Regions from separate parts of the Homo sapiens genome. Here region 1 is linked to region 2. The links are chromatin loops, found by intact Hi-C in ENCODE. Cell type or tissue: heart right ventricle. All regions are shown on one strand.

The links. Hi-C counts contacts between places; a loop is a spot of excess contacts. Peaks named below come from ENCODE experiments on the same cell type or tissue, not always from the same donor. Only the 100,000 strongest peaks of a DNase experiment are listed, where the experiment ranks them.
Region 1: it touches region 2 in a loop (2.6-fold over the local background); 12 of 110 quality-filtered maps call a loop at or near these places.

The regions. Positions count from the first base shown.
Region 1 is chr17:51,011,056-51,019,055 of GRCh38, reverse strand. SPAG9 (sperm associated antigen 9) reads left to right here. Exons shown (of 30, transcript NM_001130528.3): 9 at 4,703-4,824. Among named protein-coding and RNA genes, the nearest start is that of SPAG9, 110 kb to the left of the region's middle. In heart right ventricle, no CTCF peak of the experiment used is centred here; no DNase peak of the experiment used is centred here; H3K27ac peaks cover 1,284 bases.
Region 2 is chr17:51,131,547-51,139,546 of GRCh38, reverse strand. No RefSeq gene overlaps it. Among named protein-coding and RNA genes, the nearest start is that of SPAG9, 15 kb to the right of the region's middle. RefSeq lists a silencer at 3,132-3,332. In heart right ventricle, no CTCF peak of the experiment used is centred here; no DNase peak of the experiment used is centred here; H3K27ac peaks cover 1,389 bases.

The DNA of each region.
Region 1 (8,000 bases), 120 kb after region 2:
CCCCAATCCTGTTTATAAGGGAGAAGCCCTTATGGCCTAATCACCTCTTGAAGGCCCCATCTTAATACTATCACATTGGCAACAGCTGAATTTTATAGGGGACACATTCAAACTATAGCAGATAGGGGAAAAAAGACAGCCAAGACATATCCCATACTTTCTGTAACTTGAAAAAACCAAGAAGCGGGAGTGAAGGAAGTAACAGAGTGGACATGGCAGGGCTGGCAGCGGTGCTACTTTGAGGGCATGAAACACACCGTTGGCTATGGAGCATGCTTATTTTAGGGCCAGCAGCCGGGTACTCCAGCCTGCCGGACACTTCAGTCCAGCCCCCTCCTGACTGGGGCTTGTTACTCACAAGATTGCATTGTCCCGGACACTAACTTGGGTCCAGGGCCCCTCCCCCTAGCACTTACCTGGAGTTTGTGCATGTTTCCTGCTGCTGGGTGGGTTCAGAAGGTGATTTCTTTTTTATGTGTACATATGCTAAATAAATGTGATTTAAAAAACAAAACAAAAAAGTTTGAACAAACTTTTGTACCTTCCACCAGATCAGGAAGAGAGAATGTACTTCCATCTTGAGAAGTGTAATCTCATTATTGGAAGAAATTAGTCTCATTTTGGTATCATTTTACATGGGAAGGCTGTTTAGTGGTAGGAAGAAAATAGTTAGATCTCATCTTTTTTTTTTTGAGATGCAGTCTTGCTCTGTCGCCTAGGCTGGATGCAGTGGTGCTATCTCAGCTCACTGCAACCTTCACCCCACTCCCACCCCCACCCCCTCCCCCGGGTTCAAGCGATTCTCTCACCTCAGCCTCCCAAGTAGCTGGGACTGCAGGCACACACTGGGCTACTTTTTGTATTTTTAGTAGAGATGGGGTTTTACCATGTTGGCCAGACTGGTCTTGAACTTTGAACTCCTGAGCACCAGTGATCCGCCTGCCTCAGCCTCCCAAAGTGCTGGGAGATTAGATATCATCTTAATCAGGATTATCCAAAATACATTGATGCTCAAGAATGTCAGACAGGAGCTACTGCCTTTCTTTTCATTTCTTCCATAAAGTTGATCCTTTAATTAATTAATGACTATAAAAATACAAGCCATTTATTGATCTCTGTTAAGCATTGTGCAGTCAGTACTCTGTAGCGGTTAAAAGCATAGACCCTAGAGTAAGACTGCATGGGTTCAAATCCTGTCTTGGATTTGAATCTTAGGTATGTTTTCTCATTTATAAAACAGCTTTGTGTTAATACCTCAGATGGTTGTGAGGATTAAATGAATCAATATATGATAAATCATTGCAAAATGCCCCATTCAATAAATGTTAAGTAATATTGTTTTCATCATGATTTTATATAATTTGATCCTAATTACAACCTTATGAGGTAGATCTTTTTATCCTTATTTTATAAATAAAGAGACTTAGAACTTGTTCAAAGTAGCTTGTCCCAGATTACCAAGCTAGCAAGAGGTGGACTTGGGATTCAAATCCAGAACCCTCTGTCTCTCTCTCTCTCTCTCTCTCTCTCTCTCTCAGACAGGTTCTCATTCTGTCGCCACTCTTCTTCCTGGATCCTACATCACCCTGCTTCTTGATTTATGCCTTTGTTTTGACAGAGCATATCCTTACTAGCTTTCTGGGTAAAGGGTGCACAACTCTATCACTTCTTAGCTCTCTCTTATGCTGTTTGTCTTCAGGTATCTAAAATAACATGTTCGTCCTGCCCCTCCTTCATCCCTCCCTTTTTCAGCTGAGATTCTGTGAGAAAATGTAGTCCTAATGCCCTAAGGCATCTCTTGTATATAATGAATTAGCTATGCTCCTGTGCGTCTAGAATAGGATTCTAGGTATGTACTTACCTTGGGAGAATGGAAAAAATACTCACTTAAATCCTTTTCTGTATTTTGTAGATCAAATACGGAACCCTGGTTGAAAAAGGCTGTGATGCTAGCTGTTGGCTTTCTGTAGTAGATGAGGATATAATGCCTAAACCACCATCCTTTCATCCTCCTAATATTATATATTTCAAATTCTGTTAGTTAAATTCATTATTTATATCAGTATGACTATATAAAATTAATCTGTAATTCTACTTAGCCACAGAATACAGTATAATTACATTTCATTTATTTTTTTATTTTTTTCCCTCCTCCGAGACGGAGTCTCGCTTTGTCGCCCAGGCTGGAGTGCAGTGGTGTGATCTCGGCTCACTGCAACCTCTGCCTCTCAGGTTCAAGCAATTCTCCTGCCTCAGCATCCTAATTGGGATTACAGGCGTGAGCCACCATGCCTGGCTAATTTTTGTATTTTTAGTAGAGACGGGGTTTCACCATGTTGGTCAGGCTGGTCTCAAACTCCCGACCTCATGATCCACCCGCCTTGGCCTCCCAGTGCTGGGATTACAGGCGTGAGCCACTGCTACGGCCCATTTCATTTCTTTTACAACTTTTTGTTCTTCTGAAATTAATAAAGCCTTGGGTTATTTTGTTTCTTTTCCTTATGTTTCTGTGGACCTGTTACTAAATCACTGGCAGACACTATGCAATTCATAAATGTAAAAGTCCCCAATATGACCAAACACAAAACCTGCCTGTTTCCTAGGGCTTACTCTCCTGCAGCCTCCTATTCCCATTCTCCAATTGAGACTGCTGTCATATTTGTTCTGGTTCTGGAATATGCCCTCACTATCATCCCTGGAATTCTTTTCACCTTTCTCCTCTGTTGTATCTTTTGTTTCCTGGATGCCACATCATCCTGCTTCTTGATTTATGCCTTTGTTTTGACGGAACATATCCTTACTAGGTTTCCTGGCAAAGGGTGCATGACAAGTAAATTTTTTTTTTTTGAGCACTATGAACTTGAATGTTACAAATTTCCTAAGAAGACATACTTGATAGTTTGGCTAGATAAAGAACTATATGGGTTGGGAGATTTTTTTTCCATCAGAATTGCAAAGACATTACTTCATTTTCATGCTGAGTTCAGGGTGTTGTTATTTGAGTTCTTGCTCATTTTTATATACTTTCTGAAATCTTTTAAGATTGTCACTTTCTTGATTTTTTAAAAATTAATGATACTGTGCTTGGTGTAGGTGTCTTTTTTGTATCTTCTTATATGAAGTAAGTCTTTTCATCTGAACATTCCTATCTTCCAGTCCTGGGAAATTTTATCTCTTTCTTCTTATTGTTGTTTCTTCTGCTCTCGTTCTGGAACACCTCTTAGGTATGCATTGAACATCCTGGAGTGACTGTCATAATTTATTTTCTCCCCTCTTTCCTATCTCTTTTATTTTATACTAATTGCTGGCAGATTTTTTTTTAAACCCTCATTCTTTTTTTTTTTCCAAATTCTTTTTATTGGTTGGTACTTTTTATACCATCTTGCTATTTTACGAATGCAACATTTATTCTGAAGAAAATTAAGTGCTTTGTTTTTTTGTTGTTGCTGCTGCCTGCATTGTCTTTTTTTGCTCTTAGTGTCTCTGTCACATCCTCTTTGTTTTGGGCCCTTTCTTTTATAATAGAGGCCTTCTTTAGACATCTGGTACTCTGTGGCTGTTTTATTCATACTTAAGTAAATAATGCTGATTCTCCACTTTCCTGCCTATAACATTTAAACTTGGCTTCCATTATTAGGGAGCTGTGCCAAGAGAAGGGAGGTCTCACTGTTCTGGAGGATTGTGTCTAGGTCCTGTACCGCCTTTTGTACAGTTTTTTTAATCCTGTCCTTCTGTTTCATGTTCCTCCCTGCATGCCCTCCCTGTGGTTGCTGGTACCTTCAAGTCCTAGGCCTTTCAGGGGTTCTGGCAGCATATTGACCTCCTCCCTAAACCCCAGTGGCTTAGGTTTCAGCTTTCTCTGGTCTATTGAATCACTTTCTACTGTTTGCCCATCTGTTTTCCATCTTACAGAATTTTGTTCACATTTCATCTGCTATAGTTTCTTTTTCTATTCTCTTTGTCCTTTTGGGTGTATACCTTTTTAATTTCTTAACTTTCATTTTAGTTGAGCTTCTGAGTTATTAGGTGATAAATGACTATGTTCTCTCCACCATATTTAGCTGGAAATGGTCTACAGAGTTTTTTCTATTAATAATAGTATTCAGGCACAAACATATACACTTCCCCATTCCCCTATACACCCCTGCAAAATAGGGCATATAGTATATACACTGTTTTGCAACTTGATTAAAAAAAAAAACCTTTGTATCATGGGTTTCTTTAGTTTATAAAGCTCTATTTATGTTTTTAACCTTAAAGGTAAAAATTTTAATTTTGTATGTGTATAACTTACCTCATCTGTCCCCTGTTAACAGTCATTTAGGTCATTTCAGTTTTTGCCACTGTGAGAAATGCTACTCTAACCAGCTTTTACATACATAATTGCCTTCTTGTGACATAGGTAATCTATGGGAAGCACTGAGACCAGCACCTGGTATAGAGCAGAGGAGCTGCCATTATTGCTTGTGTTTGCTGGGATCACACAACAAAAACATTCTATAATTTCTTCACCAGCTATTTCCATGGAGCTTAGTGAGAATTTCTTAGGAAGCCTTTGAGAAATCTTTTTAAGTTATATTTTCTAGTAAACGTAAATTATAGGTAAGAAAGTCCTATGTAGCTTAGCCTATTGTATTCATTTTACAGCGTCAAAAAAGTCTTTGTCATTTGTTGATTTGGTTTTGTTGTTCTTGTTGCATAGCACTCCCACCAAAGGCATAGAGAACAAAGCTTTTGATCGCAATACAGAATCTCTCTTTGAAGAACTGTCTTCAGCTGGCTCAGGCCTAATAGGAGATGTGGATGAAGGAGCAGATTTACTAGGTATGATAGCTCATCTGAAGAAATATCATACTGTTTTTAAAATTGATTTTTTAAATGATTTAATTGAAAAGTCCTTTAAAATGTCCCCAACTGCTCAGTGATACAGGGTTATTGCCCTTTTAGGTAATTATTGGGAACATATTCTTTGTGATCATGAAAGTTTTAAATGAAAGCACCTTTGCATATGGGTATGCTTAAAACTGAATTGCATTTAAATTCATGTTTTGAATTCATACAACACAATTTATTGAACTCCTGCTATATTTCAAAACAGATAACTACACATAAGAACATGGTGATGTGTGTGTGTGTATGTGTGTGTGTGTGTGTATGTGTATGTGTGTGTGTATGGATTGATGCCTAGTTATCCCCTGGCTTACATAAATTTCATTATATTCTGTTGACTTTAATTAAATAAGAAATTATAACACTTGATTTTTCTAAGTTTTCTCAGAGTATATTATGTTTTAGCCCTATGGTAAATATAATCATTTTAAAGTTTGTGTTCTAGAAGAATACATGGTCTGAAAAGAATATTGCATTTGGCTCTTAGACTATTTGCCTGCTGACCTTTGCCAAGTGTCTTAACCTTTTTGGACCTTAATTTCTTTGTGTGTAAAATGAAGGAGCTGGACCCTAGTTCAGGAATCTGGCAAACTGCCGCTTATGGGCCAAATCCAGCTGACCCCTTGTGTGCGTGTGTAAATAAAGTTTTATTGGAACACAGACACCACCATTTACTTATTGTCTGTGGTTGCCTTTGCCTACCAACAGCAGAGTTGAGTAGGCAACTGAAATCTGAAGCCTAAAATATTTACTGTCTGGCCCTTTATAGAAAGAGTTTGCCAACCCCTGCCCTAGATGATCTCTGAAGTTCCTTTCAGTGCAAGGTTCTGGCTCCTATGAATTAGTTTTGGTATACCTTCCTTATAACTTAGGACCCTATAGAAATTAAAAACTATATGGAATTAAAAATATATACCTTTGGAGATACTAAGCTAAAAAAATTTGTATCTATTGGTATAATTATAGTACAGATTACACTGTTCTCAAAAGGTTTCGTTTGTTAATTGTTATGACTTTGGAGTGGAGTGACATTGCTTGCATTATTTTATGTTAAATTTATTGATTGCCAGTTATGTCCTTGACATTGTAAAGTGTTTTTGAAGGAAAACACAAGTTCTATCTAAATGTCTATCTAGGCCGGTTGCAGTGGCTCACGCCTGTAATCCCAACACTTTGGGAGGCCAAGGCAAGTGGATCGCTTGAGCTCAGGAGTTCGAGACCAGCCTGGGCAACATGGCGAAAAATATCAAAATTAGCCAGGCATGGTGGAGTATGCCAGTAGTTCAGCTGCTTGGGAGGCTGAGGTGTGAGGATGGCTTGAACCCGGGAGGCAGAGGTTGCAGTGAGCCTGGGTTGCACCACTGCACTCCAGCCTGGGTGACAGAGCCAGATCCCGTCTCATAAAAATAAATAAATAAATAAATAAATAAATAAATAAATAAAGTATCTAGTAAGAGAGATTGAAAGTATTTTAAGTACATATAGTTAGACAGAAAGGGATTGTCACCATTAAAGTTTAAGTAAAACTTTGGAAGAAATTGAATGAATTGCGTTTCTCATGGAGGGCTAAGAAAGTTGTAATTCTTTTTTTTTTTTGAGACATAGTCTCACTCTTTTGCCCAGGCTGGAGTGCCGTGGTGCGATCTTGGCTCACCACAACCTCTGCCTCCCTGGTTCAAGTGATTCTCCTGCCTCAGCCTCCCGAGTAGCTGGGACTAAAGGCGCATACCACCATGCCTGACTAATTTTTGTATTTTTAGTAGAGATGGGGTTTTACTATACTGGCCAGGCTGGTCTCAAACTCCTGACCTCATGATTCGCCTGTCTTGGCCTCCCAGAGTGCTGGGATTACAGGCATGAGCCACCATGTCTGGCCTGAAAGTTTAATTCTTAAGGAATACTCCATTTTTATATTTAATTTTATGTTTTAATTTTAGTTTACATCAAATTATACCTGAAAAGTTTCTTTTAAGGCATAATTAGTTTGAGAAACTAACTCCCTGGCAAATTTGAGGAGCAGATGAAAAAATGTTAGAAGAATTTTAAAATGTATATTCAGTGCAGTAAAATTCACCAGAATCAATATACATCACCCCACAAAATTCCTTTATGCTGTTTGTATTAACAAGAATGAAGTAATTCTGAATATAATTTGTACACTGTGTTACCTCATAATGCAGTAATGAGTGATAAAATGTTTAAGGTTGGTGGCCCCAAACTTTCTTTTCTTATGAAGTATTTAGAAGCCCCATAGTACTTAGAAATATCTGTTGTCTTTTAAATCAATTAAAAGTAATATCCTGATGCTTTGGTTTCTTTTCCACTTTGAAGATAAGAAACAGACTACAAACTATCTTTTCCATTTTGTAGATGTTGATACATTTATCTCTAGAATAGTTCAGATTAGAATATTTTAATATATTACTGTAAGTTTAGTTACTTATGAATATTTTTGGTCAAAGATGGTAAATAAAAATGTTCCTGGCCGGGCACGGTGGCTCATGCCTGTAATCCCAGCTCTTTGGGAGACCGAGGTGGGCAGATCACCTGAGGTCAGGAGTTCGAGACCAGCCTGGCCAACATGGTGAAACCCCATCTCTACTAAAACTACAAAAATTAGCTGGGCATTGTGGCGTGCACCTGTAATCCCAGCTACTTGGGAGGCTGAGGCAGGAGAATTGCTTGAACCTGGGAGGTGGAGGTTGCGGAGAGCCAAGATTGCACCACTGCACTCTAGCCTGAGTGACAAAGCAAAACTCCGTCTCAAAAAAAAAAAAAAAGTCCTTGGCTTCTCTTCTGTGTAATTCAGTGATAACAAATTTGAATCATTATATATGGACTCAGTACTTCAATTACTGTTTTTTTTTTTTGAGGTGAGATCTCACTACGTTGTGTAGGCTGTCCTGGAACTCCTAGGCTCAAGGAATCCTCTTGCCTATAGCCTCCCAAGTAGCTGGGACTACAGGCATGCACCATCACGCCAGCGCAACCTTTTTCTGATTTTACTAATTTAAAAGAATCTCAACAATTTGTCCTTTATCTTGATTGGTGTCTCATCCCTCAACTTTCTTATTTAAAACTCTCTTTGCTGGGTTTCTGTGATATCAACT
Region 2 (8,000 bases):
GAGATGGGATCTCACTATGTTACCCAGGCTGGTGTTGAACTCCTGGCCTGAAATGATCCTCCCACCTTGGCCTCCCAAAGTCCCAGGATTACAGGCATGAGCCATTGCTCCCAGCCAATTGGTTACTAAGAGCAAGAAACACTCTTTCTGTGAAGTAGGGTGAAGAAAGAGAGATGGAAGAAACACTGAAGGGATAAAAGCAGGTTTGAACAAATCCTCTGGAAGCCAGGTCCAAGAGTCATTCCTGGTGTGCTATCTCCCTAGGACAGTTTATTATTATTATTTTGTAACAGGATCTCATACTGTCTCCCAGGCTGGAGGGCAGTGGTGCAATCATGGCTCACTGCAGCCTTGACCTCCCAGGCTCAAGTGATCCTCCTATCTTAGCCTCTCAAGTAGCTATGACTACAGGCGCAGGCCACCACACTTGGCTAATTTTATTTTATTATTATTTTTTAAAAATTTTTAGTAGAGACAAGTTCTCACTATGTCGCCCAGGCTGCCTTAGACAGTTTAATACAGGTCAGACATAAAGGGAAAAGGCCACATAACTCTGGCAGAAAAGGGCCTTCCTCTTCCACAGTTTATACACTAGTCCAAATGATTATTAATGTTGTGCTTTTGTTTTTAATTAAACACACTATAAGATTAAACATACTTTAAGCAAGTTTGTCCAACCCACAGCCCAGGGCAACTTTGAATGCAGCCTAACAGAAATTCGTAAACTTTCTTAAAACATTGTGAGGTTTTTTGTGATTTTTTTTTTTTAGCTCATCAGCTATCATTAGTGTTTTCTTTTGTTTTTTTGAGACAGTCTCACTGTCTCCCAGCCTGGAGTGCAGTGATGCAATCTTGGCTCCCTACAATTTCCACCTCCCAGGCTCAAGCAATTCTCATGCCTCAGCCTCCCCAGTAGCTGGGACTATAGGCAGATGCCACAGCACCCAGCAAATTTTTGTATTTTCTTTTTAGTAGAGACAGGGTTTTGCCATATTGGCCAGGCTGGCCTCAAACTCCTGACCTCAAATGATCTGCCTTCCTCGACCTCCCAAAGTGCTGGGATTATAGGTGTGAGCCACCGCACCTGGTCAGTGTCAGTGTATTTGATGTGTGGCCCAAGACAATTCTTCTTTTAATGTAGCCCAGGGAAGCCAAAAGATTGGACACTCCTGATTTAAGGAAACTTCTTTTTTTTTTTTTTTTTGAGACAGAGTTTTGCTTTTGTTGCCCAGGCTGGAGGGCAATGGCCCAATCTCGCCTCACTGCAACCTCCGCCTCCCTGGTTCAAGCAATTCTCCTGCCTCAGCCACCCAAGTAGCTGGGATTACAGGCATGCGCCACCACACCCAGCTAATTTTGTATTTTTAGTAGAGATGGGGTTACTCCATGTTGGTCAGGCTGGTCTCAAACTCCCAACCTCAGGTGATCCACCCACCTTGGCCTCCCAAAGTGCTGGGATTACAGCCATGAGCTACCATTCCTGGCCAAGAAACTCAAAAGAAAGAAAAATTAATTCTCCCAACCTAAAAACTGTCATTGTTTGCATACTTCTTTCCAGTCTTGATTTTTATATGTTTGTAATTATATCAAACATACAACTAGCAAATGAGCAATTCCTTTAAACGGTGTGTATCCCTGAGAAGAGAACACATAAAGTGTTAGTCGTTTATGTCATAGTAAGAATTAGTTAAGGGAGCCATTTTTTTTTTCTTTAACAACCGATTGGAATCTGTACACTAAAAGTTGGGTACAGAAAAGCAGGGGAGGGGTAGCTGATAGGTTGGTGGGAAGTACTGCATTTGAGACTTTGGGTAACTCATGGAACAAGCAATCCTTAGGTCTTGGGGAATGGAGGCCATGGGGGTAGAATATCAGAATTAGAAAAAGGAGTAGAAGAGGGAAATAGTTGGCTTCAAAAGCAAATTTTGCCGACCTAAACATTTTAAGATCTGGTGAACAGGATCTTAAAACGCACCTATTCCAGCTGGGCACGGTGGCTCATGCCTGTAATCCCAGCACTTTGGGAGGCCGAGGTGGGCAGATTACCTGAGGTCAGGAGTTCAAGACCAGTCTGGCCAACATGGTGAAATCCCGTCTCTACTAAAAATACAAAATTACTTGGGCATGGAGGTGCGCACCTGTAATCCCAGCTACTCGGGAGGCTGAGGCAGGAGGATCGCTTGAACCCAGGGAGTGCAGGTTGCAGTGAGCCGAGATGGCGCCATTGCACTCCAGCCTGGGCAACAACAGCAAAACTCCATCTCAACAACAACAACAAAACAAACAAACAAAATCCTTACCTATTCCAACTCCCATGTTTTGTTTCTCTTGACCACATCCCTGCCATATGCTGTCCAAGTCAGGTGTGAAAACTGCAGTGGTGGAGACTCCACTATTTCCCAAGATCCCCCTAACCATTTTTGGACAACTCCCACTGATATTTTTTAAGTTCTTTTATTTTTTATTTTATTTTTTTTGAGACAGAGTCTTGCTCTGTCGCCCAGGCTGGAGTGCCAGTGGCGTGATCTCACCCACTGCAACCACCACTTCTCAGGTTCAAGCGATTCTCCTGCCTCAGCCTCCTGAGTAGCTGGGATTACAGGCGTGCACCACCACGCCTGGCTAATTTTTGTATTTTTAGTAGAGATGGGGTTTCACCACGTTGGTCAGGCTGGTCTTGAACTCCTGACCTCATGATCGGCCCACCTTGGCCTCCCAAAGTGCTGGGATTACAGGTGTGAGCCACCGCATCCGGCATGTTTTTTTTTGTTGTTTGTTTGTTTGTTTGTTTGAGACGAGTCTCGCTCTGTCATCCAGACTGGAGTGTAGTGGCGGGATCTCGGCTCATTGCAACCTCTGCCTCCCGGGTTTAAGCCATTCTCCTGCCTCAGCCTCCCAAGTAGCTGGGACAACAGGCCCGTGCCACCACGCCTAGCTAATTTTTGTATTTGTAGTAGAGATGGGGTTTCACCATATTGACCAAGCTGGTCTCAAATTCCTGACCTCAAGTGATCTGCCTGCCTCAGCCTCCCAACGTGCTGGGATTACAGGCATAAGCCACTGCGCCCAGCCTAAAGTTCTTACATTGAGAAAAAATGCATGTCTTGAAAGCTTTGGTTATCATCCTCCCTCTAGCTGTCTCTCTATATGACACGCTATTTGAAGACAGCTCACTAATGTCACAGGCTGCTCTTCAATAGCATGATCGTGTCCAATGACTTCAAACTTTCTTCTTATCTCAAGACTTCAAGTCCCCTCTCCAACAAGGACACTTTCCTCAAAAATACCTGGCTACTGTAGTTTTCAAGGGATAAAAGTCAGCTGGCATTAACACTTAAAAAGCAAATATGGCATCCTTCTAAGAGACTGGAAAGCCTGCTACAGATATGCTGAGTGTGCTTTTGAAACAGTAACATGCAGGCCAGGCATGGTGGCTCACACCTGTAATCCTAGCACTTTGGGATTACAGGCCAAGGCAGGAGGATCACTTGAGGTCAGCAGTTCCAGCCAGCCTGGGCAACATAATGAGATCCCGTCTCTACAGAAAAAATGAAAAAATTAGCTGGGCTTGATGGCACGTCTCAGCTACTCAGGAGGCTGAGGAGGAAGGCTTGCTTGAGCTCAGGAGTTCAAGACAAGCCTGGGAAGATCATAGCTTACATTTTGTATTAGTCCATTTTCACAATGCTGACACAGTTCCACGTGGCTGAGGAGGCCTCATAATCATGGCAGAAGGTGAAAAGCACATCTTACATGGCAGCAGACAAGAGAAGAGAGAGCTTGTGCAGGGAAACTCCGTTTTGTTTTGTTTTGTTTTGTTTTTGAGACTTGAGTCTCACTCTGTCACCCAGGCTGGAGTGCAGTGGCGTGATCTTGGCTCACTGCAACCTCCACCTCCTGAGTTCAAGCGATTCTCCTGCCTCAGCCTCCGAAGTAGCTGGGACTATAGCTACTAAAAATACAAAATGTATTTTTAGTAGAGACAGAGTTTCACCAGATTGGCCAGGCTAGTCTTGAACTCCTGACCTCAGGTGATCCACCTGCCTCAGCGTCCCAAAGTGCTGGGATTACAGGCGTGAGCCACTGAGCCTGGCTGAAAACTCCGTTTTATTTTTTTGGAATGAAGTCTCGCTCTTGTTGCCCAGGCTGGAGTGTAATGGCGCGATGTTGTCTCACTGCAACCTCCACCTCCCAGGTTCAAGCGATTCTCCTGCCTCAGCCTCCCAAGTAGCTGGGATTACAGGTGCCTGCAACCATGCCCAGCTAATTTTTGTATTTTTAGTAGAGACAGGGTTTCACCAGGTTGGCCAGGCTGGTCTCGAACTCCTGACCTCAGGTGATCCGCCCACCTTGGCCTCCCAAAGTGCTGGGATTACAGACATGAGCCACCGCACCAGGCAAAAACTCCATTTTTTAAAACCATTAGATCTCATGAGACTTATTCACTATCATGAAAACAGCATGGGAAAGACCTGCCCCTGTGATTCAATTATCTCCCGCCAGGTTCCCCCTAAAACACGTGGGAATTATGGGAGCTATAAAATGAGATTTGGGTGGGGACACAGAGCGAAATCACATCACATTTATTGAATATTTATATGCCAGGCACTATTCTAAGTGCTGTGTGTATATTATCTCATTTAACCTTCACAAAAACCCTATGAGATAGGTACTGTTTTTCTCAACCTCATTTTACAGGTCAGAAAACAGGTAGAAAGAGTAACTTCAGGCCAGGCACGATGGCTCACGCCTGTAATCCCAGCACTTTGGGAGGCCGAGGTGGGCGGATCACGAGATCAGGAGATCGAGACCATCCTGGCTAACACAGTGAAACCCCGTCTCTACTAAAAATACAAAAAAATTAGCCAGGCGTGGTGGTGGGCGCCTGTAGTCCCAGCTCTCAGGAGGCTGAGGCAGGAGAATGGCGTGAACCCGGAAGGCGGAGTTTGCAGTGAGTCAAGATCATGCCACTGCACTCCAGCCTGGGCGATAGAGCAAGACTCTGTCTCAAAATAAAAATAAAAATAAAAGAGTAACTTCACAGCTAGTAAGTGGCAGAAGCACAGTTCAGACTCCGCAGCTAACCCCAGATCCTTGCACTCTCAGTTGTTCTTGTTTGTTGCTGATGCTTGATGAAGATTTTGAATTTTAACAAAACAGTAAAGAATACATCCCTCTGGGGCTGGGCATGGTGGCTCACACCTGTAATCCCAGTACTTTGGGAGGCCAAGGGGGGGATGGATCACCTGAGGTCAGGAGTTCAAGACCAGCCTGGCCAACATAGTGAAACCCTGTCTCTATTAAAAATACAATTAGCTGGGTGTGGTGGCACACACCTGTAATCCCAGCTACTCGGGAGGCTGAGGCAGGAGAATTGCTTGAACACAAGCAGAGGTTGCAGTGAGCCGAGATCGTGCCACTGCATTCTAGCCTGGATGACAGAGCAAGACTCCATCTGAAAAAAAAAGAAAAAAAGAGGCGGGGTGCGGTGGCTCATGGCTGTAGTCCCAGCAATTTGCGAGGCCGAGACTGGCAGATCACCTGAGGTCAGGAGTTCGAGACCAGCCTGACCAACGTGGTGAAACCCCATCTCTACTAAAAATACAAAATTAGCTGAGTGTGGTGGCATATGCCTATAATCCAGCTACTTGGGAGGCTGAAGCAGAAGAATTGCTTGAACCCAGGAGGTGGAGGTTGCAGTGAGCCGAGATCACGCCATTGCACTCTAGCCTGGGCAACAAGAGCGAAACTCTGTCTCAAAACAAAAAAAAGAATATATCCCTATGGGTCTTGATGTCTACTAATTTCATAGTGAACAACAGAATGTTATCTCCTTATATTCAACATTTAACTTACATTATAATGGGATATCAGCCCTGAATATGTCCTCTTCTTCTGGAACTATGGTCTCGTGTCAAACATGTGCTATTATTTAGCTTTTGACTAAGGAATGTGGAACAATGGAGATACAATGAGGCACTGGGCTGAGAGTCCAACATAGCCACAAACTTACATGTGACTGTGGATGATTCCTCAGTTATAAAATGAGTGAAATGGACTCCACTCACTGCTGGCTACGGGTCTCCTCATACTGAAATTTCAAGTCCAAAGGAGTCATTCTCCCATTGGGAGGTTCCAATACTGTGGCAGAAAGAAAGAAAGAGCAAATATATATCTTGAAAGGGGCAGACTCTCTTGTGCCCCTTGAGTCACACATATTAGTTGAAATGAATAAATATTTGTTCCCTGCTTCTGATGTGTGAGGCTGTTGATGGGCAATAGTTACTATGCTTAGGTTTTCAACTGGCTCTGTTGCCCCTACTAAAAATAAACCACAGGGTGTTAGGGCTGAGTCATTTTCATACATGAATATGTGGAGGAAAAAAGTGACAAAGGTCACAGGGGATCTATGGATTATTTCCTTTCTGACCAGACACCACCCCTTGTTCCCAACCAGCCCCTCTTTTTCTGTTGTATTTCAGATAAGCTGTAGACCTTAAATAGAACATATATTCCACAGCATGTTATTGTGTTCCAGTTTGTTCATATCCTGTTCTCTGCTTGTGGATTGAACTTGTCCTTAGACCTGGGATTTTTTTGTTTTGTTTTCTATTTGTTTTTTTTTAGACGGAGTCTCGCTCCATTACACAGGCTGGAGTGCAGTGGCATGATCTTGGCTCACTGCAACCTCCACCTCCTGGATTCAAGCGATTCTCCTGCCTCAGGCTCCCAAGTAGCTGTGATTACAGGTGTGTGCCACTACGCCCAGCTCATTTTTGTATTTTTAGTAGAGACAGGGCTTCGCCATGTTGGTCAGGCTGGTCTCAAACTCCTGACCTCGGGTGACCCACCTACCTCGCCCTCCCAAAGTGCTGGGATTACAGGCGTGAGCCACCGTGCCCAGCCTAGACCTGGGTTTTTTATGTTTTTGAGGAATAATGGTTGATGTTAGCAACACTGGTAACTGGACTTTGCAGCTTGCAAAGTGATTTCATATACATGGTTTCTTTGGAACAGTTGGTCATCCCCCTGGTGATGGGGCAACTTGGGGACAAGTTCCTGGTATTCGTTTAAGGTAGTAAAGTCTTATTGGAACAGGACTCATCCTAGGGTTTTGTTTTAGGGTAGTTTTTCTATTCAGCTTTTGGGGATTATTTCTCACCTTCTTGAACCTCCTTTTTCCACTCTCCTCTCCCCAGGGCCAGTGCCCTCATTTTGCTTGCTGCTCAAAGCCTTTAACCCTTTAGGCCCTAATTTCCTCAGCAATAAAATGGGAGGAAAGGTTGGGAAGAAAAACACTAAAGTTCTTTCTTTCTTTCTTTCCCTCCCTCTCCCTCCCCTTTCGCTTTCCCTTTCCCTTTCCTTTCTGACGGAGTCTCATTCTGTCACCCAGGCTGGAGTGCAATGGCGTGGTCTCAGCTCACTGCAACCTCCGCCTCCTGGGTTCAAGAAATTCTCCCACCTCAGCCTCCTGAGTATCTGGGACTACAGGCACGTGCCACCACACCTGGCTAATTTTTGTATTTTTAGTAGAGACAGGGTTTCATTATGTTGGCCAGGCTGAGTCTCCAACTCCTGACCTCAGGCAATCCGTCCGCCTTGGCCTCCCAAAGTGCTGGATTACAGGCGTGAGCCACTGCGCCCGGCCCCAAGTTCTTTCTTAATCTTCATTTTTCTCCCCAAATTTGCTTTCCTAAGAAGTAGTGATATAAATCCCAAAATTAGCTCAGGTTTCTTTCCCTTACCCAGCAAAATTTGCATTCCCTTAGGGGAGGATATTTCAAATAGCTATTTGGTAGAAACAGTTGACTAAAGAAAATATAAAGGGTAGGCCAGGTGCAGTGGCTCACACCTGTAGTCCCAGCAGGTGTGAACTACTGCGCCCAGCCTATCTCCTTTGAGAGGCCGAGGCAGGCAGATCACTTAAGCCCAGGAGTTTGAGACCAGCCTGGGCAACATGATGAGACCCCCGTGTCTACAAAAAAATACAAAAAATATAT